Linked DNA regions of Homo sapiens: region 2 is linked to region 1. A link is a contact called in ENCODE Hi-C or POLR2A ChIA-PET data. All regions are on one chromosome and are shown on one strand. The core of a region is the stretch at or near the end of the contact, and the rest is flanking DNA. Distances in the headings are between cores, read along the strand shown.

The links. A loop is a pair of places that touch in the nucleus more often than their neighbours do. ChIA-PET counts read pairs that join two places held with the same protein, here RNA polymerase II (POLR2A). Pooled maps may share reads with other maps.
Region 2: a pooled map shows a loop between it and region 1 (1.8-fold over the local background). The contact joins two enhancer-like sites. A Hi-C loop is called at or near these places in 6 of 168 maps with a recorded cell type or tissue (Right ventricle myocardium inferior, dorsolateral prefrontal cortex, heart left ventricle and 3 more) and 4 of 50 pooled maps. POLR2A ChIA-PET finds 5 or more read pairs at or near these places in 3 of 52 experiments (A673, BJ and activated CD4-positive, alpha-beta T cell).

The regions. Positions count from the first base shown.
Region 1 is chr6:148,462,090-148,467,684 of GRCh38, reverse strand. The region is part of intron 4 of SASH1 (SAM and SH3 domain containing 1); the gene reads right to left. Among named protein-coding and RNA genes, the nearest start is that of SASH1, 120 kb to the right of the region's middle. Within about 2 kb of position 2,749, at least 5 of the 41 ENCODE cell types and tissues checked have a DNase peak (open chromatin) inside an H3K27ac peak, as active enhancers do.
Region 2 is chr6:148,497,826-148,503,420 of GRCh38, reverse strand. The region is part of intron 8 of SASH1 (SAM and SH3 domain containing 1); the gene reads right to left. Among named protein-coding and RNA genes, the nearest start is that of SASH1, 160 kb to the right of the region's middle. Within about 2 kb of position 2,145, at least 14 of the 41 ENCODE cell types and tissues checked have a DNase peak (open chromatin) inside an H3K27ac peak, as active enhancers do.

The sequences.
Region 1 (5,595 bases), core at 1,500-3,999:
GATTACAGGCGTGAGCCACTGTGCCCAGCCAGAAATCTGTATTTTTATACAAGAGCTCTAACATTTTTAAGTGATGGTAAAGAAACCAATGTTTTTAAACATGTGTCCAAATTAATCAATACATGTCTGGGCATCGAATTTGCCTCCCACCCCAACACCTTTGGCTGCCAGTTTGTGAAGGCAGATACAGATTAACCCAAATAATCTGAAAAGTGTGCACAGCCCAAAACCAGTTCATTAAGCATTTCTCCAGAAAAAAACTTAGACAAACAAAATTTAAAGAAAGAAAGCGGGAAAGCCAAAGAAAGTTAAAATTGGTTGTATCAAAAAGGGAACGAGGTGGGCAGATCACTTGAGGTCAGGAGTTTGAGACCAGACTGGACAACATGGCAAAGCTCCGTCTCTACTAAAAATACAAAAATTAGCTAGGCGTGGTGGCACAGGCCTGTAATCCTAGCTACTCGGGAGGCTGAGGCAGGAGAATTGCTTGAATCTGGGAGGCAGAGGTTGAAGTGAGCCAAGATCGCACCATTGCACTCCAGACTGGGCAACAGAGTGAAACTGTATCACCAAAAAAAAAAAAAAAAAAAAAAAAAGGAACAGGGAACAGTAGAGTGTGGAGCAAAATCTTTCATTAGGTGTGTCCAAATCCCAGAAGGAAAATACAGTATCCTTGGGCTTACAGCCAAGGGAAACCAGAAAGAAGGCACCTGCATCAGAAGAGACACAGACACTTGGGGGATTTAAACCTGAATCTTCACTACAAGTTCACCACCAGGAAGGAAGATGGAAGAGGTGATTTTTGCATCTGAAGGCTAGGGAAGACAAGAAAGTGGGAGGCCAGGTATGAGTTACACTGAAAAAATTAGAGCAAAGGCTGAGGCAGGAGGAGAGCAGCCTGGGCAACATAGTGAGACACTGTCTCTTTAAAAAAAAAACTTCTAAAAAGTTCAACTGGGTATGGTGACATGCATCTATAGTGCTAGTTCTAGCTACTCAGGAGGCTGCAGCAGGAGGACTACTTGAGCCCAGGAGTCCGAGGTTGTAGTGAGCTATGATCACACCACTGACCTCCAAACTGGGTGACTGAATGAGACTCTGTCTCATTCAGAGGAAGAAGAATTGAATATCCTAATCACCTAAAGTGATTTTCTGCCTACCTTTTGGATAAAAGGACCTTGAGAATCTAAGGTGACCAGAGAGAGGGGAGGGAGGCTTTTTCACGCAGAGCAGCCTTTAATAAGCCACCACCCTTTGGTGTAGCTGCACTGGTGTGGGCTGACCACTGGGTGCCATTTCTGAGTGGCAGGCCCATGCCCTGCAAGCACCACCATTCTCCACGGCTGAGTGCAGAGAACTGTTGATGACCAGCACAAAAATCTGAAAGCTTTCTATTGTAAACTAAGGGAGAGTCGGAGCTAAGAACAGAATCAGGGGAGAAACCGCTAGAGAGGACAAGAGCTAGTTTTGAATTCTAGTTATTTCCCCTTATTCCTGTGCTGTGAATACAGAACATGTAAGGAAAATCTCACTTATCACCAAATTGTGCCAAAACATGGCTAGGACCTACTCTCCTTCCTCCTATCCACACAAAAATGAAAATACCTGTATTTACCTGCAAGGCTTTTAGGAGGTAGCCATTTCAAAATTTAAATCTTTCAGCCAAAATGTACTGAACAACGCACAAGTAAGGTACATGGATGAACACGAAGGAAGGGGAGCCACAGGTTAGAGACGGAGGGAGACAGGAACAAAAAAGCATAAGAAATGACGAGGGGGAAGGGGAGGAGAAGAATGAGGAAGAGAAGCAGCAAATGTAACATGCTCAGGGCCACGGGAGAAGTGGGAGCAAAATAAGAGCAAGCTAGTTGGCTGGGGACTGAGGCAGGAAATCCTTCAGAAAGAAAGAAGGGTTTCTGCTAAGTTTAGCTTCTTAATTTTTTTAAAAAATCTTACTGTGCTGTACTTTGCACTTCAAGTCATGGGACTGTGCAGCTGCCACCTTACTTCAGCGGGCTGGGGTCTGCAGCTGGTTAAACATGTTTTCTGTAAGGGGCCACCAGAGGGACAGGGAGCCCCATATGTATTTTTGTCCTCACCCTAAGGACTAGGGATGTCTTTTTTTTTTTTTTTTTTCTCCTGGAGACAGAGTCTCACTCTGCTGCCCAGGCTGGAGTACAGTGATGCGATCTCGGCTCACTGCAACCTCCACCCCCAGGTTCATGCGATTCTCCTGCCTCAGCCTCCTGGGACTACAGGCATATGACACTATGCCTGGCTAATTTTTGTATTTTTAGTAGACACGGGGTTTCACCATGTTGACCAGGCTGGACTTGAACTCCTGACCTCAGGTGATTTGCCCGCCTCGGCCTCCCAAAGTGCTGGGATTGCAGGCATGAGCCACCGTGACCGGCCAGGACTAGAGAAGTCTTGACCTAACTGCTATGGACCAAATATCCCCACCTCAGGATAAAACTTATTATGTAATAAGTGAAAACACAAATTGTGAATTTTTACTTTCCCTAAAAGTCATCAAAATACTTCAAAAAGTACACTGCAGAAAAATGTACGCTCCCACTGCTACACCATTAGCACAAAATGTGATTGCATTTTCCTCTCTGAAATGATGACTGACAATATTTTCACTATTTTTAATCTACTGTCTTCAAACTACCACACACTTTGAATAATTTTATCCTCCGGTTTGGACTTGGCCCAGGCATTGCTTGAACTTCCCCAGGATGCCAGCAGATGGCACTGTAGTTTCTTTATTCATCTTGCTGTGGTGAGTGGGATTTTGTTTTTAAAATTTCACAAGTTCACCACCTAGATGCTGGCCAAAGAATAACAAGCCCATGTTTCATAAGCGTGAGGCTCCCCAACTCATCAAATTTACAATCCTTTGAATTTTACGTTGAATCCAAATTCAATGTGTGAATTTGGATGCAGTGACTTTCTCCCTGCAAACAGAAGCTGGCATAGAAGCAGTGCAAAATGCCATCTCCTTTCTCCTTGAGAATGATTATTACAATTCATCCAGCAGGAGCAAAAATCAATGATATAACCCAAGTCCAAAAGTGGATGGCAGCAGGTGGAAGGGGTCATTTACTAATCTCCTGGTGGAAGAAATTAATGCTCAGACGTCAGCTCCAAAGAGGCCTCCTGGTAGTAGTACCTCCTTCCTCCAGCCAGAAGCCCCAGGCCTGAGGATGGTGGGCGCTGGAGCTGGATCTGCTCTTTGGACTCATCTTTTTCATTGTCAATGGGTAAAAAGTATGGTAACTTCAGCATGGATTTTGATGACCAGGAAGCAATAATTAATATTCTGCTGTGCTTTAAAAATCCATTTAAACATTTAATTATCATCAAGTATTGGATTTAAAGTCTCAGAACTGAACCTTAGCAAATATTTGTTCATCAATAACTCCTACTATTAAGACCCCAAATCTATCTGCTTAAGTGTCAACATTTTTCCTCAAGATCCCTAAACTGCTTTAGCTGTTCCTGAAGGCAAAATTCACTTAAGAAAATTCCTACATTAAGGAATTTATCAATCCCATTGAAAAATAAAAATAATTTAAGAGACAGTATCCCCAGAACTGGTTTCTTTCCTCCTACCTCTGTCTTTAACAAATTCTTTGTTAAATTGCTTTGTGTATTCATTTTCACTCATTCTTTCATTCAGTATTTATTTATTCACCTCTCAGTAGGAGTCAGGCATCCTCTGAGGTCCTGAGAACATAGCAATAAACAAGACAGATTCAAGAAGGGCGACTGCAGAGTCAAGGAGTGAGGAGAAGTTGAGGTGATGGGACAGAGAAGGCTTCTCTGAGCAGAAACCTAAATAATGAAATAACATTCACTTCCCCAGATGGGGAAAGCTGGGCAGGGGAACAGCAGGGGAGGGAACAAGAGGTCCCCTTTGGACATGCTAAGTGTGCGGTGCTTATTAAACATCCCTGTGCAGACAGTAAAGAAACAGTTGGACATGTGAGTCTAGAGCTGCAGATAAGAATTTGTAAGTGACTTGCATACTCTAAGCTCTGACTGAACACTACGAAGAGAAACATTATGAAGACTGAGCTCCAGGGCAACCCGATTTTTAGTGGTCATAAAGAGAAAGTGAGGCCCAGCAATGAGACTTAGGAGGAGCAGCCAGTGGGAGAAGGAAAAGAAGGCAGAGTGCTCCTTTACCTTTCTGGTTAGAATATTATTAAACTCCGTTTTACAAAAATTATATCGCAGCTGGGCGCAGTGTCTGACCCTGTAATCCCAGCACTTTGAGGCCGAGACGGGTGGATCACCTGAGGTCAGGAGTTCGAGTCCAGCCTGGACAACATGGTGAAACCCCATGTCTACTAAAAATACAATAATTAGCCAGGCGTGGTGGAGAGCACCTGTAATCGCAGCTACTCAGGAGGCTGAGGCAGGAGAATCACTTGAACCCAGGAGGTGGAGGTTGCGGTGAGCCGAGATTGCGCCACTGCACTCCAGCCTGGGTGACAAAGTGAGACTCCATCTTAAAAAAAAAAAAAAATTATATTGCAGTCTCTCACTCCACACAGTGGAAACTCTAGGTTGCCATATTTTCTTTTCCAGTGAGTCTACTGCTTTACAGTGGAGATCCTCGTAAGACCATAGAGTAGGAGGAGGAACACAACACAGGTCAACATGAAATTCTTTACACTTGTATAGAATTCCACCTCTCAAATGCAATACTCTCATTACCCCCCATCACAGAATAGGACTGTCACTGAGATGGGAGTGATGACATGCCTGAGGTCCAATCGTGCTGGGCAAGGGCATAACTGGGCTTGGTGGCCACGTCTCTGACTCCTGAGTTCAACACCTCACCCTCTTCCCCAGACTCCTCCTCATTTGTATAACAGAATTCCAAATTGTATACATTCTTTAACAGGATGCTTCTTTTCTATTATTTAAGGGATAGACAGAAAGGGGATACCATTACATACTGGCCCAGCTCTTGAGTAAATTGCTAAAATGATACTCAGAAGAACCTGCAAAAACAGAAAGTTTTCAACACCAAACCTCACCATGGTCTATGGAAGTATCAGAACTAAATATTCCAAGAACACTTTTCAGGAATTGACTATCTGGCTATTGCAAGACCCCCCTATCTGCTTCTAGAAGGAAAGGAAGCCAAATACTATGGCTCAAACTCATTTTTCTTCTTCTGTTTATATACAAATAGTCTAAGCTACATCCAGACAAAGACAACTCTATCTCGTTTCTACATACTGAGTCCAGCACACCAGAAAAGTGCAATGAATGGCCAAGCATAAACAAATTCCTAAAATACACTTCATGTTTTGGCTTTGATGAGCTGTCCAGAAACTTCATTATAACCAAGAAAAAAAAAAAAGAAAAGAAAAGAAAAAGAAAGGAAAGTGGTTATAACCTCATTTCCAAGAAAGGAACATATGCTATATGTTACTGGAAAACCTGTACTTAAGGGATTTTCAAAGTTCCTTAATCTTGAGTCTCAGGAAATCAACTTCTCCATTAGTTGATTTCCTGCTGAATTTGAAATCTGGTCTTTTGCTGTGTCTGGGTCTTTTCCTGCATCATCCCAGG
Region 2 (5,595 bases), core at 896-3,395, 36 kb before region 1:
GGTCCCCCGTAATTAGACATTTGCCTGTTTCCAATTTTTCAAATAATCCTTGGATGCACACTTTGTGGTAAAATTTCTAACATGTCTAACACATTCTTTTTTTTTTTAGAAAGATGACTCGACTGTAGAATTGACGGGTAAAAGGGTGTGTCTTTAGGACTTTTGATACATATCAACAACTTGCTCTGAAAAAATGTTGTATCGTTTTAAAATCTCAGGAGCAGTTACCAACACTGAGAATTACAATATTCTTTTCCACTTAGATAAATAAATATCTATGTTTGTGCTAAACAGATATTTCCTGATTGAAATGAACAAATGAATGAATGCACTGATTCAAGGCATTAGGAAAGGCAAGGAATAGCAATAGGAGGAAGCCAGCATTCCCTGGGTTTATAAAGGTTATCATCTAGACGTCTGAGGGTAGGGACAGCCCCAAGAGAAGTTCAGAAATATGATTAATGTTAAGGTCAACCGCGACAACCGCAAGAGAAAAACACAGAGATATAGGAATTCCGATGTGGGAAGACTCATCTCTGGGTAAGGAAATTGAGGCACACTTCCGTGAGGGGAAGAGGAAACTGCCATGGGTTTAGGGATATTTCCATGTCCCTACATGAGCCTAGTCCAGTATTTACATGGCCCTGGGGCCCTACTTCTCCCACCCACCCCATCCCAACCTTAGATGCCCTCCTATCTAGACAAAGAAGAGCTCAGCTGATGTTGTTGCTTTTATAAACAGCATGTGACACCAGTCAACAGGAGCTTCCCGGCCCTCCTCTTCCCCAAGCTTGATTTCATAATCTCTCCAACTGCCTGATCTCCCTCCACGGTCCAAAAAGTGAAGCACCGAAAGTCCCTCCCTACCTCAGGGGCACTGCACTGACTCTGGGGCCGTGGCAGAGGCCTTTTGGTCACAGTCATCAGGTTAATGTGTTATTCTTCGTATTTAGAAAAAAATTAGTCTCACTGTTCAAATAAGTTAGAGTTACTTGAAAGTGTGTTTATGAGTTGCTAGAAGTAACAGTAGAAAATATGAAACACACTGTGGGTAAGTTTTTTTTTTCTTTTATCACAAAGGAGTCAGGGGAGGACTCATCTGTTTAGTAAGAAATATTTTGCTCATTAGCTGGTGACATCATTGCCCTCTGAAATTAGGAGATTTTGGTTAGCATATGGAAAAAAAAAGATGAGATTCCATTCTTCTCCCAGAGGTACAGTGGAACACTGAAATAATCTCTCTGGCAGTTTCAAAATTAACTAGTTGTTGCCAGATTTGAAGAAAGAGACGGAGGAGGAGGCGGCGGCAGAGAGAAGAAGATAATTACATGATAGTTTTATTTGGAAAAAGTATGTGAGAATTTGAGGTAATATTACCATTCCTTTGGGGCAAAGGCTTGTCAGCACTTAATTCACTTAAGAAACTGCTTTAAAATTTAACCATAAAACCAAAGGAGCAGCAAATGGATGTTATGTTCCCTAATCAACTGCAATCTATTTCTTAAACTCATGAACTTTGAATCGTTTTTAATCGCCCCCATGAGGAGAAGGGAGAAAAATACAAAATCTCAGGAGTCCTACAGCCAGATCTAGGGAGACATAAAACAAAAGTGAATCCTCCCACCCCAATTCTGCAGGTTGCCACAGAGCAGAGAATGCCTTTCCTCCTGAATGGGTGGGGGGAGAGAGTGGTAAGTAGAGGCGAGAGGACTGGCTTCTCCTTCACTCTGTAAATCTTTGGAAGACATTTCTGCCTGGGGCTTTGTCACCCTGACCATAGGTCAGAGAAACGTATTGTTTCATATTAAATAGGTGAGTTAGGAAACAAAGTGTTGGGAAGGTAATCTACAGCTCTACAGGTCCCTCTGTTCAGAGTGGGGTAGTGTTATCCAGAGCAAATCTATGGGATCAGACACACTGAAGACTAAAGCAAAACACCAAACCCACTCATTCCCAAGGGCATCCAATTCTCACATGCCATGGAAAAAGGATGATTCAGAACAGGACTGCCAAGTAGGGCAATTACATACGCATTTAAGGCGCTAGTTTCTGGAGCTGATGAAAGTGTTCATCCCAGAAGCCGTAAGTCTCCTAAGGGATTGGGTGGTGTTTGCAAAGTCACATTACTTTTATGGCATCTTAGGCTGAATGACTCATGTATCAGGCACGATGACTTCTCCGACAGGGCTGCCAAACAACCTTGTCTAGGCAAATGGCAATGTAGAAATACAGAGAACTGATGGAGCCAAATGGCAATGGAGGGAAGGTGGGACCACCAAGACCATTCCTCCAAGCCAAACTTATGCCACCAGGTCAGTGGTCATCTGTCGAAGCTGGAGGCAGGAGGGTCCAATGTTACCTCCTAGACTGACGATCTACAACCTTAACGTTAATCTCCTTCTGTTTGCAGAATAAATAAGCAAATTTACTTCAAGTTCCAAATTGAAGAAATCTAGACTAAATACCTTCAGAGAGGAATTATTTAGAGCTAGAAAGGTTCTTTGTGGTCATCCAATTGGCAAAACAATCAGGTCATGAACTCTGCTGAACACTGAACCACAGAATATTCTTCTCACAACGACTAACAAAATGAGCAAAAGCCCCCCAAGAAGAAAAAACAAACAAACAAACAAACAATAAAACACTAAAAACTAGCAAAAATATTGCGCCAAGAGCAACCAAAGAGAGAAAGCTACATAATCTAATGTACTAAACTCCATGACTAAGGTAAGAAACAAATTTCTGAGGCCCACTGGAAAAGGCCCACAACTTCTACAAAAGCCAGGCTGGCAGGAATCCACAGAATCCTTTCATGTGACTCCAAATCTGGAAGGAAACTGTGTGACCTCTTTATCTTTTTCTGACCTAACAGCAGTGGAAATGGCTACAGAAGAGCAATGAGTGAAACGATGGAAAGTCAAGTGAGGTTGTTCTTGATTGAAATACAGTCTCTAAAATTCAAAAAATGAATGAAAGGCAGAATGGCTATGTTCTACCAATTACCCCAGCTATGAACCAGGTGGCATCAATTACGATACGGCACATTCAACACAGTTTCAGGAGAGAAAAGGCAGAGTCCAGCTATCCCAATGAAGACCACATTTCACCATATATCATGGCCAGGTTGTAGCAACAACAAACATAAATGGACCACAAAATGAAGCCCTCAACTGTATCTTGAAAGGAGAAAAAAAAAAAAAATCTATTGTCAGATAGCATGGCAAACAGGTCAAAACATAACCCTCAATATCAGCACAAATGGAGAACGTGATCAGAGCCACCCAAACAGGACCAAGGACATGACAACTATACAAACAAACTACGGCAAAGAGAGGGGGAAAAGAAGAAGCATAGATAAAAACAAAAAGCCAATCTTTGCTCTCATCACTTCATCATCTCAACTCAAGGAACAGGAAGAAATTCCTAATAGTTGCTTCTCTCTATAAAATAATTTAATAAGAACGTGAATTCAATTAAATGAGACCTCAAAGACAAGATAAAAAACATAAATTATATAAATTTAAAGTTTGCAGAAATAAGGAAACAACCTATTACAGAACCAATTTATAAATAAAAATAAGTAAAGAATAGAATCTATACCCTAGAAGTCAAAATACTGAGAGAGAGAAATGCTTCATATTACTTGACCTAATTTTCTCATATTACCCAAGTTTTCCGATTTACTCAGCTCTTCATCTAGACCTCTGACTTTGCTGCTGCCTCTCCTGACACACATTTCTCCTTCTCCTGGAAAGCTCTTCCTCAGTGTCAACCACCTTCTCTGGGAAGGCTCCCAGACCCTCTTTGCTGGGGCTTGCTGGACTTTCTGTGTGCACCTATCACAATAGGCAGGAAAATCTCAATGAAGTCCACAACCACGCCATCTATTAATCTAATCCTTTTCTCAAACCCAAGCTCCCTGTGTACAAGGACTGGCACATAGTGGGTACTCAATAAATGCTTGCACATAAATAAATGAAAGAATGCTCAAGATGGCATTGTTTCAACCTACACTTTGGTTCAAATGCTCAGTGTAAGAAGAGATTTGCATCCTTTTATAAACTAATTATGTGATGCTATTAGCATAATACTAATAATAAATATTAGAGTGAACATTAGAAAGTTAGTAGTGTGGTGTGGTACAAAGAGGGAGATGAACGGCATAGAGAAGAGAATAAAAGGATATTTTGATAGAAATTATATTGTAAAAAAATTTGGTTGTGTTAAAATATTGCTTTCCAAATGATTTGTCTCATGACTGACTATCGTTCTAAGAATTTTGTTGCAGTGAGCCGAGATAGTGCCACTGCACTCCAGCTTGGGCGACAGAGTGAGACTCCATCTCCAAAAAAAAAAAAAAAAACAAAAAAAAGAATTTTGATACAATGGGTAATTGTGACAACATTCAAATGGACTCAAAACAAGTGAAGGGCAACCTATGATTCTAATAAGCAGGCTTAGGTTGGAGATGGCCCGCAGTCTAAATTCTACTTACGAATAACAATAGTGCCTGGGTATCTCCCCAACCCATCCATTAAATAAGGACCGGCGCTAGGGCAAATGATTTAACAAGGAATTGACATGTAATCAATCAGTAACATTGAACAAGTAATGGAAATCCTCTTATCCCCAACTTCCCCAGCGTTGTTCCCAAGAGCACAATAAAAAACTGGGATTGCAAACTGAAATGCCAATCTCTAAACCAAATTAGATTACAAATATCTGTACTGAAATATAATCAGCTAGCAGGGGAAATGTGGCATATCCTCTGTGGTATGTATGTATTAGGTTGGACAAAGGAAATCACCACTTTTATAGGTCAAAAGCTGTCTAGTATCTCGAGTTCCACAAGGTTCAACCAAATGAAAGAAACAGACCAAATTGTATCCGTAATCTATCTTAAATTAATTTTTTAAAAATAGGTATCCTCAGATTATATAGTATCTGGGTTATTTTGTCATTTGTTTTTATCAATGTGGCCCTTGATATGTTTTTCTTTTTCTTTTTTTTTTCTTTTTTAGAGACAGGTTCTTGCTCTGCCACCCAGGCTGGAGTGCAGTGGCATGAACACAGCTCACTACAGCCTCGTTCAGGCAATCCTCCCGCCTCAGCCCCACAAGTAGCTGGGACTACAGATGCACACTACTATGCCCAGCTAAATTTGTTTTTTTTGTTTTTTTTTTTTTGTTTGTTTGTTTTTGTAGAGATGAGGTTTCACCATGTTGGCCGGGCTGGTCTAGAACTCCTGAGCTCAGGCAATCCACCCACCTTGGCCTCCCAAAAAGCTGGGATTACAGGTGTGAGCCACCACGCCCAGCCAGCCTTTGATATGTCGAGGAAGGCCTCCAAGCAGCAAGCACCCTCAACTTCCTGAAACTGCAGAAATCAGTAATGATAAAGATGTGCCTGGTTAGTTCCCAAAGTCAAAGAGCCAAATGGGCCTGCCATGAGAGTGCCTTCCGACATAACAGGTATGGAACACACACCCACACACTCCATGAGACGACGTCATCAGCACTGTAGGGCCCTAGATTATTTCAGTACAATAACTACTTACACTTCACAGACAGTACTAAGTCCAAACATGCTTACTAA